Linked DNA regions of Homo sapiens: region 1 is linked to region 2. Evidence: read pairs that join two places in POLR2A ChIA-PET (ENCODE). Cell type or tissue: PC-9. All regions are shown on one strand. Each heading gives the region's core, and the rest is flanking DNA. Links, peaks and the distances in the headings are about the cores only.

What was found. Peaks named below come from ENCODE experiments on the same cell type or tissue, not always from the same donor. Only the 100,000 strongest peaks of a DNase experiment are listed, where the experiment ranks them.
Region 1: POLR2A ChIA-PET joins it to region 2 with 17 read pairs; 2 of 35 experiments call an interaction of 5 or more read pairs at or near these places.

The regions. Positions count from the first base shown.
Region 1 is chr3:185,475,920-185,482,643 of GRCh38, forward strand. MAP3K13 (mitogen-activated protein kinase kinase kinase 13) reads left to right here. Exons shown (of 14, transcript NM_004721.5): 12 at 1,407-1,477; 13 at 4,313-4,610; 14 at 6,436-6,724. The coding sequence ends at 6,537. It overlaps LOC101929018 (a long non-coding RNA gene), which reads right to left and starts at 5,392. Exons shown (of 4, transcript XR_007096199.1): 1 at 5,299-5,392; 2 at 1,124-1,228; 3 at 565-665; 4 at 1-430. RefSeq lists an enhancer at 4,109-5,308. In PC-9, for the core only: no CTCF peak of the experiment used is centred there; no DNase peak of the experiment used is centred there.
Region 2 is chr3:185,208,990-185,217,521 of GRCh38, forward strand. All of the region lies in intron 5 of EHHADH (enoyl-CoA hydratase and 3-hydroxyacyl CoA dehydrogenase), which reads right to left. Among named protein-coding and RNA genes, the nearest start is that of MIR5588, 40 kb to the right of the region's middle. In PC-9, for the core only: no CTCF peak of the experiment used is centred there; no DNase peak of the experiment used is centred there.

The sequences.
Region 1 (6,724 bases), core at 922-5,921, 270 kb after region 2:
TCTTCCAACTCCGATGGCCAGTAACTTGTATTTTTTGATAACTTCTTTATTAAGATATAATTTGCATACCATACAGTCCTCCCATTTAAAGTGTATAGTTCAATGCTTTTTATCCACAGAGCTGTGTAACTATCACCACGACCAATTTTACAACACTTTTATCACCCCAGAAAGAAACCCCACACCCTTTAGCAGTCACCACATTCCCCAGGCTCCCCCAAATAACATGTATCTTTGAACCTTTCTCATGCCATTGTGATACCATCTACGGGTCTTTAGGCCATAGAACACACACCTTGTACATTTGGCTTCATTGGAACCTCACTCCCACAGAGCAGCTCAACTTTTCTTTACCAAAACATAGTCCCACAGGTCCTCCTAGGGTAAACTGCTCATCTCAGCAGTCAGGATAACTTCATCTCTGTCTTTCCTATTTTAAAAAAAAAAAAAAAAAAAAGCATATCAGAATACAAATGAGTAAGATTCATGATATTTTAGAACTGACTTTTTAAAAGGTAAATTATTCTCAATATTTGGTACAGTTCCTTGGACCCAATTACCCACCTTACAAGCGATTGGGTAATCCAGCGTATCATGATGCTGTGGTTAAGGACAGTTGATCTTAAGTGTGGCTGCTCCTATGCCCTTGGTGTGAGATGAGTTCTCTGTAAAGGAAGATCACCTCAGTCAGGACACTTACCCCGCCTTCCAGATCAACCATGGAGCCCCAGCAATCACGGGGACTCAGGTGTCCCAGCCAGAGCTCCCTTATTGCTGCCAACATGCTGACTCAATAAAAATGCATTAAGCACTTTCTTTTAATTGACAAACAATAATTATATATATTTATAGGGATAACACCAATTTTGTATGCAGTATTGTATTAATGGAGTGAGGCATACAGTACAAACAGGATATAGTCTGACCCTCAAAAATGTCTATCTAACTACATAATATTAGTGAAAAAGGGATTGGTATATAAAAAGGGAAAAAGTAATTGTTCGGCTTTGAGGATTTCAAAGATCAATTCTATAACAGAGCCTGGAACCACTAGTGACAATGATTACAAGAGACTGACCCCAAATCCAAGACCTCCTCTCCAACTTCCCTCTCCATCACTCACCTCTGGACACTTTAATAGAGCCATCACCTCTCTGAGGACAAAGAAAATTTCACTCAGTTCTACACGTCTTCCAGCATCTCATGCAGGCCCGCCATCATAGGTACCCTGGAAAAGTTACTAAATGAATAATGAGGACATGTATGTTTAAAGATGACATTCAGCAAGCTACTACTAAATGAATGACTTTTGATGATAATTACATTTTTTACAGTTAGTGGGGATGGGGTGAGAGAGACAGAGTGACACTAAAATAAATAAAACTCTTAATCCTTGTTCTCCTCAGAGTGGAGATGACTCCTCAGAAGAGGAAGAAGGGGAAGTAGATAGTGAAGTTGAATTTCCACGAAGACAGAGGTAAAACCAACAAATGCACACGATTGCTTTTAGTGGAATGGGGAAAAAAAATCCTAAGTTTGCCACACCTGCTCTTCAACCACAGGTGATTCCCTGGCAGCCACCTTATAGGGAACTTTGAACTCACTGTGTTCATGTTTTCCTGTTGCTACATTTTGGCAGTTGTTCGTGCACAGCAGATCCTAGTTCATTAGCATTCATTTTACAGCAACTTCATGATGAGGAGCATGAATACAGATTCAAGGTTACAACTGAGAATACAGTGGGCAGTTTGTGACAGATGGCCATGCTGTTTTATGGGTAATTGTGTTGGTTTCTAGTGTGCCTCCCTGTGTTGGTCTGCTCAGGCTTCTGTAACAAACTGGATGCTTAAACAACAGAAATTGATTTCTCACAATTCTGGAGCTGGGGAAGTTCAAGATCAAGGTTCTAGCTGACTCAGTTCCTGATGAGGGCTCTCCTACTGGCTTGCAGACAGCCACCTTCTTGCTGTTTCCTCACATGGCAGAGAGAGCTCTTCCTTCTTTTAAAAGGTCACAGTCTTATTGGATTAGGGGTCCACTCTTATGAACTCATTTAATATTAATTACCTCCTAAAGACCCTATCTAGAGGGTCTATCTAGATACAATTATATTGGAGTTTAGAGCTTCAACCGATGGATTTGGGAGGAAGGCAATTCAGTCCATAGCATTCCCCATGCCTTAGATTTTATATCTCAAGTTAAATATGATTAGATAAGTTGAATCCACCTTCAACCCAGCCTTAGAAATAGCTTCTTGCTTAGATAGCGATAATAATATTCCTGCTAGGAGTCAATAAGGGCCATCTCCCCTTACTTCTAGAATAAAAGCTGCCTCTAATGTAGAGAATAAGATAGTTTTCCTACCAAGAGGTCTTTTTCTGCTAATGGACATTCTGTTCTTGAAGAGTAATGCTCTAAGAAGTCTCCCCAGGAAGGTTTGTGTACCTGCCTGGAAACAGGAATTCCCTACAAACCAAAGGACTCCTGGCCCTTTGATAAGTTATATCCTGGATCCCTGCATTATACACAAAATTGAAATCTGTTCTCATTCCCTGCTATTCCTGGACTCTTTATGACCTCTTCTTATATATCCATGATCTGCCCCCCTGACCCCCAACCAACTCACCCCATCACCTGTCCTGGGCATCAGCCAGGCCTAGGTCATATGGCATAAAATCTCTTTGTACTAGGCCGGGTGCTGTGGCTCACACCTCTAAACCCAGCACTTTGGGAGGCTGAATCAGGAGTTCAAGACCATCCTGGCCAACACGGCGAAACCCCGTCTCTACTAAAAATACAAAAATTAGCCAGGCATGGTGGGGCATGCCTGTAGTCCCAGCTACTCAGAAGGCTGAGGCAGGAGAATTGCTTGAACCCAGGAGGCACAGGTTGCAATGAGGCGAGATGGCACCACCGCACTCCAGCCTGGGCGACAGAGTGAGACTCTGTCTCAAAAAAAAAAAAAGAAAAAAACAAAACAAAACAAAACTCTTTAGACTAAGAAATACAGAAAGATCAGACAATGGCAAAAGAAAAAGGAAGTCTTTATTATTTGTTTTCTTATGTTTTTTTAAGCCAGTGTAAGCTAGTAACATCCTTATTTACTAAGCTGCTTATAAACAACGGGAAGGAACTGAGGAACTTTTGCAAATTATCTCCCCAGAAGCGTTGGCTCATCAGAGCCAAACTCAGATGTTAACTGGAATGAGCTACTAACTAGCTGGGCAGTACCCACAGCTGCAGAGTGAATGTTCCTTCCATGCTCATTTCTGTTGAAGGTTGGTCAACAGAGGTAGTGAAAGCACTTGGGCCTCCAGGGCCACCATGCCCAGTGGACACTGGGCTCTGGGAAATGAAGCTGGGGTGGATTGACAGGGAGGTGAGGGATGGAGGTTAGAGAAGGACACTGATCAAAGTGTGTGTAGACCCAGCCCAAGCCTCAGCTCTGCCTTTTCTCATGGTGTGGCCTTAAACAAGTCACTTCCCTTCTCTGGCTCCAGTTTTCTCATCTGGGAAATGAGTTAGTCCAGAGATTCTCCAAAGTCTCTTTCACCTGTGAGAATCTATGACTCTCTAAATAAGAGGCATAATTTCAATTTGGACATTCCATACTATGCATATATGTACATAACGTGATTAGACAAGCTGATGTTTTTCAAAGGCCAGTCATAGCCATCAGCTTGGAGTGTAGTGTTTAGTCACATAAATATATAAACCAAATGAAAGGGGAAATTAAAATTTCCTTCTTGTGTTAGTCACCTTGGGCTGCCATAACAAAATACTACAGATTGGATGGCTTAAACAACAGGAACTTATTTCTCAAGTTCTGGAGCTGGGGAAGTCCAAGATCAAGGTGTCAGCAGATTCAGTTTCTGGTGAGGGCTCTCTTCCTGGCTTGCAGACAGCCACCTTCTCTGTTTCCTCACATGGTCTTTGCCCCGCACATGAATGTTGAAAAAAGGTGGGAGGGAGGAATGGAGAGAATCTCTTCCTCTTTTTATAAGGCTGCCAATCCTATTTGATCAGGACCTCACCCTTATGATCCATTTAACTTTATTTACTTCCTAAAAGCCCTATCTCCGAATACAGTCGCACTGGTATTAGGGCCTCAACATGGAATTTCATGGGGGATAAAATTCAGTCCATTGCCTTAATGTTAAAAGTTAAATAGTTTCTACCTATCTTGATTTCTTAGGCCTCCTTGATGGCAGGGAAAAAACTAGATTATCTCTACCACTACTATGAGTGACAGATAAGGAAAGAAAAGCAGTTGTTCCTCTGACTAAGTTCTCCTGGTTCTTCTTGGTTCTAGGCCCCATCGCTGTATCAGCAGCTGCCAGTCATATTCAACCTTTAGCTCTGAGAATTTCTCTGTGTCTGATGGAGAAGAGGGAAATACCAGTGACCACTCAAACAGTCCTGATGAGTTAGCTGATAAACTTGAAGACCGCTTGGCAGAGAAGCTAGACGACCTGCTGTCCCAGACGCCAGAGATTCCCATTGACATATCCTCACACTCGGATGGGCTCTCTGACAAGGAGTGTGCCGTGCGCCGTGTGAAGACTCAGATGTCTCTGGGCAAGCTGTGTGTGGAGGAACGTGGCTATGAGGTGGGGGCTTCTCCCTTCTCCTCCCATCACTGTTCCCTTTTTTGCTCTTTGGGGTTCAAGTCTCTAGGGCCTTTACAATTTTCATTTAATAATAAGATACAACAGTGGCCTTGTATTAGTCTGTTTTCACACTGCTATAAAGAACTACCTGAGACTGGGTAATTTATGAAGAAAAGAGGTTTAATTGACTCACACTTCCACAAGCTGTACAGGAAGCACGGCTGGGAGACCTCAGGAAACACAATCATGGCAGAAGGTGATGAGGAAGCAAGCATGTCTTCACATGGTGGTAGGAGAGAGAAAGCAAAGGGGAAAGTGCCACCCACTTTGAAACCATCAGATCTCATGAGAACTCACTCACTATCATGAGAATAGCAAGGGGGAAATCCACTCCCATGATCTAGTCACTTCCCACCAGGTGCCTCCCCCAACATTGGGAATTGCAATTCAACATGAGATTTGGGTGGGGACAGAGAGCCAAACCATATCAGGCCTCCAAGAAGTAAGTAGACGTACAGAGATCAACAGAGCTCCCAGAAATGAGGGCAGTTTCTCCCAAATGACACACACACATTGAACTGCTCAGGAACCCTTCATGTCAAGATTTAACTCAAACATCACTTCCTCCCACTCCTATCTCCCAACACGGTTAAAGGTCTGAGCCCAGGTCAGGTGTGGTAGCTCATACCTGCAATCCCAGCACTTTGGGAGGCTGAGGCAGGAGGATCACTTTAGGGTCAGGAGTTCAAGATCAGTCTGAGCAACATAGCAAGACCTTGCCTCTACAACAACAACAACAACAAAATTTAATTAGCTGAGTTTGATGGTACATGCCTGCAGTCCCAGCTACTCGGGAGGCTTGAGGTGGAAGGTTCTCTTAAGCCCAGGAGTTTGAGGCTGCAGTGAGCTATGATCACACCACTGCACTCCAGCCTGAGCAACAGTGAGACCCTGTCTCTGAAAAAAAAAAATTATTTTAAAGGTCTGAGCCTCCCCACTCCATACCCTGACTCTTCCCTGGATGATGCCATCATAGGACATATAGCACTTTATTTCATATTCAGGACTGCCTTTGGAGAGGCAGGCTAGCATAGTGGTTCTAAGTGTAAAGCCTGGAATCTGACTGCCTGAATGCAAATTGTAGCATTCCACTTACTGTGGGACCTGGCAAGCCACTTAACCTCTCTGTAAAATGGGGATGATAATAGCATCTGTCTCATAGTGTTATCATGAGGACTAAATGGATTAACAGATGTATTAATAAAGTACTTACCACCGGGCGCAGTGGCTCATGCCTGTAATCCCAGCACTTTGGGAGGCCGAGGCAGATGGATCACAAGGTCAGGAGATCAAAACCATCCTGGCTAACACAGTGAAACCCTGTCTCTACTAAAAATACAAAAAATTATCCGGGCATGGTGGCACGCGCCTGTAGTCCCAGCCGCTCAGGAGGCTGAGGCAGGAGAATCGCTTGAATCCGGGAGGCGGAGGTTGCAGCGAGCCAAGATCGTGCCACTGCACTCCAGCCTGGGCGACAGAGTGAGACTCCATCTCTAAATAAATAAATAAGTAAAGTACTTACAACAGTGCCTGGAGCATAGTAAACGCTATATAAGTGGTTGTGTGGTGGGCACTGTTTTTATTGTCGTAGCAATCATAATCATCATGTGTTTTCTTTCTCCATAAGTCCCACAAGGACAGGACCTGGTCTCGTTTACCTTTGTAGCCCCCTTACCAAGCACAGTGCCTGTTGTGTGGGAGGTGTTTGACATATATTTACTGAGTGATTATCGAAATGAATTAAGGTTTTGTCTTGCCTTTGCAGAACCCCATGCAGTTTGAAGAATCGGACTGTGACTCTTCAGATGGGGAGTGTTCTGATGCCACAGTTAGGACCAATAAACACTACAGCTCTGCTACCTGGTAATGAAGGAATACACATCCTGAAGATCTCGTGACTATACTGGCATTTCAGATCCACCCCACCCCCAGACTCATCCCACTCTCTCCCAGCATTTTGTCTGGGAAGAGAGACTACCCCATCTTTACCACCCCCTAGAAATGAGCTGCAATAACAGGAACATGAGACTTCGCAAATCTCTGGAAAATAATAT
Region 2 (8,532 bases), core at 1,773-6,772:
GACAGAAAGATCAGTGGTTGCCTAGGGCTGGGGATGTGAGTAGGAGTTAGTGTTAATGGGCATGAAGAAACTTTTTGTGGGAGTGGACAAGTCTTAAAATTGATTTATGGGGATGGCTGCACAATCTATAAGGCAAATCACGCCTCATTAAAACTGTTAAAGTGTATCTAGAAATGAATTTATCAAGAAAGGTACAAGACCTTTCAGAAGATAACTATACCATTTTATTGAAGAACATAAAATAAGACCTTAATAAAAACAGAAAAGCACCATGCTTCTGGATATAAATATTTAATAGCATAAAAATATATTTTCCATATGTATTATATATGAAATTTTAATAAGAATCCTTATGGTACTATTTTAAAAAATAACTTTACAGAATGATTCCAAAGTTTTCATAAAATAATAAATTCATAACAACTTACAGTTACCAAAACTTCAGCTATACCAGAAGTTGTTTTCTATAATGTACTGGCATCTCTTAAAAAATAAAACCATTTTATCAAAAATGTACATCTTAGTTATTTAGACAGAAAGCCTACCAGGGCTTATACCAGAGCAGTTTCACCATAAAAAGACATATGAACATAAGCGCATCTGGCATTGAGCCCCTCTGGCATTGGTGTGTTAGGCGTGTCCAAGGGAACGTGAGTAAGGTTTGGATGTAATCATGTGCACATGGTAATATAGATATATTGTATAATCTCAGCCTCCTTTTTAAATCAAAGAGACAAGAATATTTTCTTAATGCTTGATTAGTAAGTAGTGTTGGAAAGAATGAGTTTCTGAATTAATGATTTCCCATATGATGTTAAAGAATAGGATTCAGGAATGGAGAGAAGACAGTGGTTATAGGCATGTGGTCCCTCTCACCCTACTACTTTGAAAAAACATGAACCGTATCCAATAGGCCCACCAATTACTTGCTCAATTACCCAAAGAGTTAGCCCAATCCTCAATTTAAGGGAAAGCAAACTCAGCAGAGAAGAATGGGGACTCCCCCAGGGTCTACAGATGATTTAATGTGCCGGTGACCTAAAAGGAAGACAAGAATGGACAATGGGGAGAGGAAGGAGAGAACAAGAGCATGGAGGCACAAGCGGAGGAGGAAGGCAGGCTGGGCTGCCGGTGCAATCTATGCCATGTAACAGGGCATAGACAGCGCTGGGATATCTTAGAGTTGGATCTCTGTCTTGTGATACTACCTCTGTTCCCAGCATTCCTGGGGGTGCTTCTCAACATCATAGCACACATCAGATTTATTTGAAGAGTTTACGAAGTTCAGATGCCCACATCATACCTCAAAATTAACTGCTGAATTTTTTAAGAGTAGCCATGCCCAGGCCTCACCATAGATTCAGTTAAGAATCTTTGCCGGGCACAGTGTAATCCCAGCACTTTGGGAGGCCGAGGCAGGTGGATCATGAGGTCAGCAGTTCAGGACCAGCCCAGCCAAGATAGTGAAACCCCGTCTCTACTAAAAATACAAAAATTAGCCAGGCGTGGTGGGTGCCTGTAGTCTCAGCTACTACTCGGGAGGCTGAGGAAGGAGAATCGCTTTGAATCTGGGCGGCAGAGGTTGCAGTGAGCCGAGATTGTGCCACTGCACTCCAGCCTGGGCGACAGAGTGAGACTCTGTCTCAAAAAAAAAAAAAAAAAGGGAATATTTAAAGGTGGGGCCTAGTAAGACTATTCTTGAAAAGTTCAGAAGCTGATTTTAAGGTATAGCCTCTGGGAGCTCCAAGAGCAGAGAGTGTTGTCCGCCACTGAATCAAGGACAGCTGCAGTTCCTGGCAATTTCATTTTAGGCCAGAGATTGAAAAGAAAAGATGGGAAAAAAAGAGAGGAGAGAACAAAACTGAAATGAAAAGAAAGCCTGCTTAATGGTGTGCAGTAATTAGTTCTGATCAGCATAATCCTATTATCCCGGGGACACTGAAAACCTCGCAGACTGCATATGGGCATTTTGGGAGCTATCCAAGGCACTTGTCTAGACCAGTCCTAGGGCCAAACTAAGCATACCCACTGGAAAATTTTGGATCCGGGCACAATCATAGATGGTTTTTCCCTGCTCAATTTCCTATCTCTTTCTTGCTACAGCTATAACTAAGGATGCTGTTATCTTACAACTTCAGTTATAAGATATTCAGAATTTCCCCTTTGGGTGTATAAGTACAGTTGTTTTCAAAGTGTATTTCTTGTATACTTGGTAGTTTTCAAGTCACTCAGCAGTACCTATACAATAAGAGAGGCAAGTGTCAGTATGTCAGCATCAGCATTGGCTGCCCAGGGAAATGGGGAGGAAAGGAAGTAATCAGTGATTCAAATATACTATTAATTGAATTCTTTCCTTGACCCATTCACATTTTTTCTTAGTTCTATGAGGTATTCTATGACATTTTTGATAAAAAAGATAAGTGAGTCACGTTTCTGAAGGAACAAAAGGAGGTGATTATTTTCCCTTCTTCTTCTGCTGTAATGGCAGGAAAAGATTTTCTCTGCCTAGGCTAAAGAGAGACTCAACATGCGGTTCACGGAAATCGTGAACACAGACATCAAGGAATCTGTCTCTCTCTCTCTCTCTAACCCTGATAAACAGAAAGCTGTGTCCATCATAAAAGCTTTGCAAAGGACAGACAGAATAACTGCACATTAACAGGCTTCAAGAAGGTGACCCACAGAACTTGTCTAGCAGGTAAAAAGGAAGCTCAATTTAGACATGTGCGTAGGCCTCCTATGTAAGGCAGGTCACTCTGCTCTTTTGAAACATGTTCATATAAATGTTCACAGCGGGTAAAAATAAATTACAAAGTGAAGAAGATAAAATGAAGAGAAAGACAAATAAAACCACTAAGGTTTTTTAAAAGCCACAACTCCAAAAGAACAAATAGACCAAGGTCTTTAGGCAGAATTAGAATTGTTAAAAGTGGCTAACACAGCCCAGCACAGCCACAGGAACAGGACCAGGGTTCATTACAGAAAGGAAAACGGAGCATTAGGTTCCAGAGTTGACACTCCCAGCTGGATAATTCCCTGTGCCCATTCCAGCTGGGGAAGGTAGAGAGAGAGAGAGCCTTTAGTCTCTTGGTCTTTGAATAACAGCACACACATTCAGCATCATGCCAGAAACATGCACATGAGAACAGGAGTTCTTAGTTCAGAAACAGGCAGGCTGCTAGCCACATGCATGTGCAAATATATAGCATTTTATAGGATGCTCCCCTCCCTAGTTTAGCCAATGCAATCTGGTTTGGCCAAGTAATTCTGCATTGCACTGCTAAATCCATTGCACTGCAGTAGTCTGGGAGGCTTCATAGAATACGAACATTAAAATGCATAAAGCTAATGAACTTCCACAGTCAACTCACCAGGATACAGTGTTAAGTTTGTAGAGAAATGTGCCGCTAAGTCCCAAATTGCGTTTTAGGTATGTTAACCTTCTACACTCCCTTCCCACTCGTAATTGGTTCCAAAAGTGCTGATTGGAACCTTGACCATTGGAAATTCCCTTTTCTCCCTCCTTTCCTATAAGAAGTAGAAACTAAATAAATGTTCTTCATCTTCTTCTTTCGTTGTTGTTGTTGTTTTAAAGCAAACATTTGAGCAGTGGGAGTGAGAATAGGCTGAATAATTGGAATATGGTTACAAATGGGAAAAGGGAATACAAAAATTCAACATGTATTTTTTTAAGACAGAGACAGACTTTGCATACCACAAAAGTCACCACTTTAAAGTGTATAGTTCAGTGTTTTTCAGAATATTCACAAGGTTGTGCAACCATATGTGTATGCATTTTAACCATGCCTTTCATAACTGATTTACAAAAATATCTTTAAGACTATAGCAGCTGGGTGCGGTAGCTCACGCCTGTAATCCCAGCACTTTGGGAGGCAGAGGCAGGTGGATCACTTGGGGTCAGGAGTTCGAGACCAGACTGGTCAACATGGTGAAACCCCGTCTCTACTAAAAACACAAAAATTAGCCGGGTGTGCTGCCTTGTGCCTGTAATCCCAGTTACTTGGGAGGCTGAGGCAGGAGAATTGCTTGAACCCAGGAGGCGGAGGTTGCAGCGAGCCAAGATTGCACCATTGTACTCCAGCCTGGGTGAAGAAGCAAGACTCTGTCTCAAAAAAAAAAAAAAAAAAAAAAAAAAAGACTATAGGTAGTGTTTGCGTGTCAGGTGTAAAAAAAATCAAAACTAGCAAAAATTATCTCCTTTCTTACCCTTGTTCTCTGTATATCAATGGTTCTCAAAGTGTGGTCCCCAGAACACAGCATCAACATCACCTAAGCATGTTTGTTAGAGATACAAATTCTTGGGCCCCACCCCAGATTTAATGAATCAGAAAGTAATGAGTGGGGCCCTGCTAACCGTGCTTTAACAAGCCCACCAAAAAGCAATTTTGATGCACAGTGAAGTTTGAGGACCATGGCTCTAGATCAAGACAATTGCTCTAGCTTTCCATAACTATAGATTTCTAATAAATGCATATATATTTAATGTAATTAACATATTGAATTTTTGTGGAAACTTTCCTTCAAGTTAATCCATCAATTTTGTTCTGCTAAATGACCACACACTAACCACTGTATTTAAAACAAAGAGGCTGGGTGCGGTGGCTCACGGCTGTAATCCCAGCACTTTGGGAGGTAGAGGCGGGTGGATCACCTGAGGTCAGGAGTTCAAGACCAGCCTGGCCAACATGGTGAAACTCCATCTCTAATAAAACTACAAAAATTAGCTGAGTGTGGTGATGCATGCCTGTAATCCCAGCTACTCCAGAGGCTGAAGCAGGAGAATCAATTGAACCTGAGAAGAGGAGATTGCAGTGAGCCGAGGTCATGTCATTGCACTCCAGCCTGAGCAACAAGAGCGAAACTCCGTCTCAAAAAAAAAAAAAAGAAAAAAAGAAAGAGAAAAAAGAGGAAAGTGGGGAAGCACAAAAAGAAAAGATAGGCACAATACCTCAAATGAAAATGAAAGGCAAATAAATAGGCCTCCTTAAATTATAAATTTGGTAAGAGAATAAATGGCAAATGTTGACAAGATTCTGAGTTAATCCTTGGTTGATCTGTCTTTTTCTCTACCTTGATCTCCAGCGTTTGTCTATTACAAAGCAGCACCAAGAAATCATAGGATTTCAAACAGTGGAACTCATTTAAAAAAGAAAAAACAGTAAAAGTCCTAGGGTTTCCATGGGATTCTAATCATTAAACCCCAAAACACACATTACACCCCAAAACCTTGCTTGAGTTGTTGCAAGGACAAATAACTAAGCACCCAACCACTGTAGCCTGTGAGGTCTCAGAACATGATTTGAAACCAGCTAATTTTGTTGAACCCTTTCTTTTACCAATACATAAAACAAAGCCCCAAAGATGATTTGTTAAGGTCCCGTAGCTAAAGCTGAGACCTCTGTCTCTCCTGACCTCCAGTCCTGAGCCCATTTCTCTAACAGACTGCGTCCTTTCCACACTGGCCTCCCAAAGTCATCCATTTTTTTGGGGGAGGGGGTAAATTTAATGACTTAGATATTAGGAAAAGATAAATTTTTTTTCAAATCAAGAGTCTAGATTACCTACCACCCAAGTACAACCACTACTGAAAATTTGTTACATCGCCTTATAGTTTTTTCCTTATGCAGGTACATATAAGAACACACGCACACACTTGTAAAATTTTCTACCTGGCTGTTTTCTTCTTAATACTATATGTAAGCAATTTTCCAAGTTCTTCAACTTTCTTTAAAAATGGAAGTTGTAATAGCTGAATGGAGTCAGTTCATTGAGATTATCGTTTTTACATAATTAATTTCCCAGAACTAAATATTTGAGTTGTTTCCAATATTTTATGATAATCTAAAAGCTTTAGTGAGTATTACTGTATACAAATCTTTGTGTATTTATGTGATTATTTCTCTATGGTAAATTCCTAAGAATAGAAAAACTAAGTGAAAAGGTATGAGTAATTTTAAGCCTCTATAAGTGATTGTCCAGCTGCCTTCTAGACAGGATGTATTACAAGCATTCTAATGAGAGCTTATTTAAACTCAGTCTCACCGTATTTGTTCCATCTGTTCTGATCTGCTTGGCAAAAATTAGTGTCTTTTAAATCACTGATTTTTTTATTAATAAATTTTAAAAAGCATTTAAGAGTCAAGCATACACTTATTACAACCCAGCAATACTATTCTCAGGTATTTACCCAAGAAAAAGGAAAAACTATGTCTACAAAGACTTGTGTAGGCCCAAAGTGGAAACAAACTAAATGTCCATCAACTGATAATGGATAAACAAATTGTGGTTTACCCACAATGTGGAATACAAGTCAATAAAAAGGAACAAAATATTAATGCATGCAACAATAGGAATGGCTCTCAAAAACATTATACAAAATAAAGCCAGCCACAGAAGACTATATACTACTGCATGATTTCATCCATATGAGATTCTAAAAAAACCATAAAAGTATGACAGAAAGTAGGTCACTGGTTGCCTGCGGCCAAGGGGAAGAAAAAAGGATTTATGGGAAAGGGGTATGAGAATACTTTTTAGGGTGATAGAACTATATTTTGATTGTGGCCATGGTTATACAACTGTAAACAACTACCAAAATTCACCAAACTCCCCCTTAAAATGCATGAATTTTATCTGTAGAAATTACACCTCAATACAGCTGGAAAAAATAAAAACAAAACCAAAAATAATTTAGAAATGTTTGAGAAAACTAACTTATCCTAAGCTGGAGAATAAAACAAAACAAAAGCAAAAATCACTTAAGAAATTTTGGAGAAAAACTAACATTTTCATTTTTGCTTATTTCCTTTCCATTTGTATCTGTATTCATACATACTCCAGATAATGATCATTACTCTATACACGATTATATACTGTATAATTGCAAATACATGTACATTTATATTCTACACATTTTTATATCACAATTTTACATTTTTCTATATAGTTTTCATGATTATAATTTAAAATAGTAACACATAATTGTCTAAAGCCCTGAAGTGTTAAAAGGTGAATTACAGGTTTAAAGCAAATGGTGCCTCAATATTTGGATGCCACCAAGTGGACAAACTGTATAATGTCGTTGAGATGAAACACTATTTTGTAAGTTTTATAAAGTAAAAATGCTTAATTTAATGTTTACAATTAATTTTAAATTGTGAATAAATTAAAGTTATAACCAGACCATTTTAGAAATGTAGCTAAGGTTGAGACCTGGATCCAGGTCTCCTAGATCATGAACCTCAACTATTTCTTGAAGTAACTTAATTCTCAAATCAGAATCTAGGGAAATCACTTAAGGAAAAGAACTTCCTGTTGAAATTGAGACCTTTACAAACTAAAACTACAGATGTGAATGACAGACACGGGTCTACCTTTAGCAAACCAAAGAATCATTTCGGGACCTCCAAATGCAAATAGCCTTTGCTGTGTGTCTGTCAAGTGACTTCTAACAAAACAATAAGCCCCCTCGGGAAGCACAATGATGAAAACACAGTGAAGGTTGCCTGAAAGGCCGAGAAAAATAGTAGGAAATTTATTTCTATTTGGGCAAGGACTTGCTGATTCTCTTTAGGGGTCTCCATTATTTTCTCCCCATCGTTCCTCCCCTCTCCAGTTCAAGCTTTTACTTTCACATTGAAACAGTAACTGGCTAGAGCCACAAAAAAGAAAGATTATTTCAGGAAAGTGTTTGGTCTCTGCCAAGGTCAACAAAAGAATGACTCCTTCAAAAGAATGCCTTTGAATGACACTGGGCCATTGCCTGCCACCAAGCGGGAGACCAGCACTCTGTTCTGCCTGTAACGCAATACTCTTCCCAATTATTTTTTTCTGGCTATTTTTACCCTCTCCATCTTGCTCATTTAAAGATGACAACATCCATAGACTGAAAAGAAACTGTGAAACAAACAAAAAAACCTCTGTGAGTGCCACTGAAAGAACTCTGAAAGGAACATCCCGAGTCCATAAAGTAAGAAACCACTGAGAGAAGGACATAACTCAGTTTGCGGAGACAGAAGTTCTCAAGGCCCACAGTTTTACTGCGGTAAATTATAGAGCCTGTGATATGGTTTAGATGTGTGTCCGCTCCAAATCTCATGTTGAAATGTGGTCCCCAGTGTTTGAGGTGGGAGCCTGGTGGGAGGTTACTGGGTCATGGGAGCTGATCCCTCAGGAACGGTTTAGTACCATCCCCTTGGTGATAAGAGAGCTTTCACTTAGTTGATGAGAGATCAGCTTGTTTAGAAGAGTTTGGGGCCAGGCGCGGTGGCTCATGCCTGTAATCCCAGCACTTTGGGAGGTCGAGGCAGGCAGATCACGAGGTCAGGAGTTCGAGATGAGCCTGGCAAACATAGTGAAACCCCGTCTCTACTAAAAATACAATAATTAGCGGGGCATGGTGGGCGGACGCCTGTATTCCCAGCTACTTGGGCTGCTGAGGCAAGAGAATCACTTGAACCCAGGAGGCAGAGGTTGTGGTGAGCCAAGATCGCGCCACTGCACTCCAGCCTG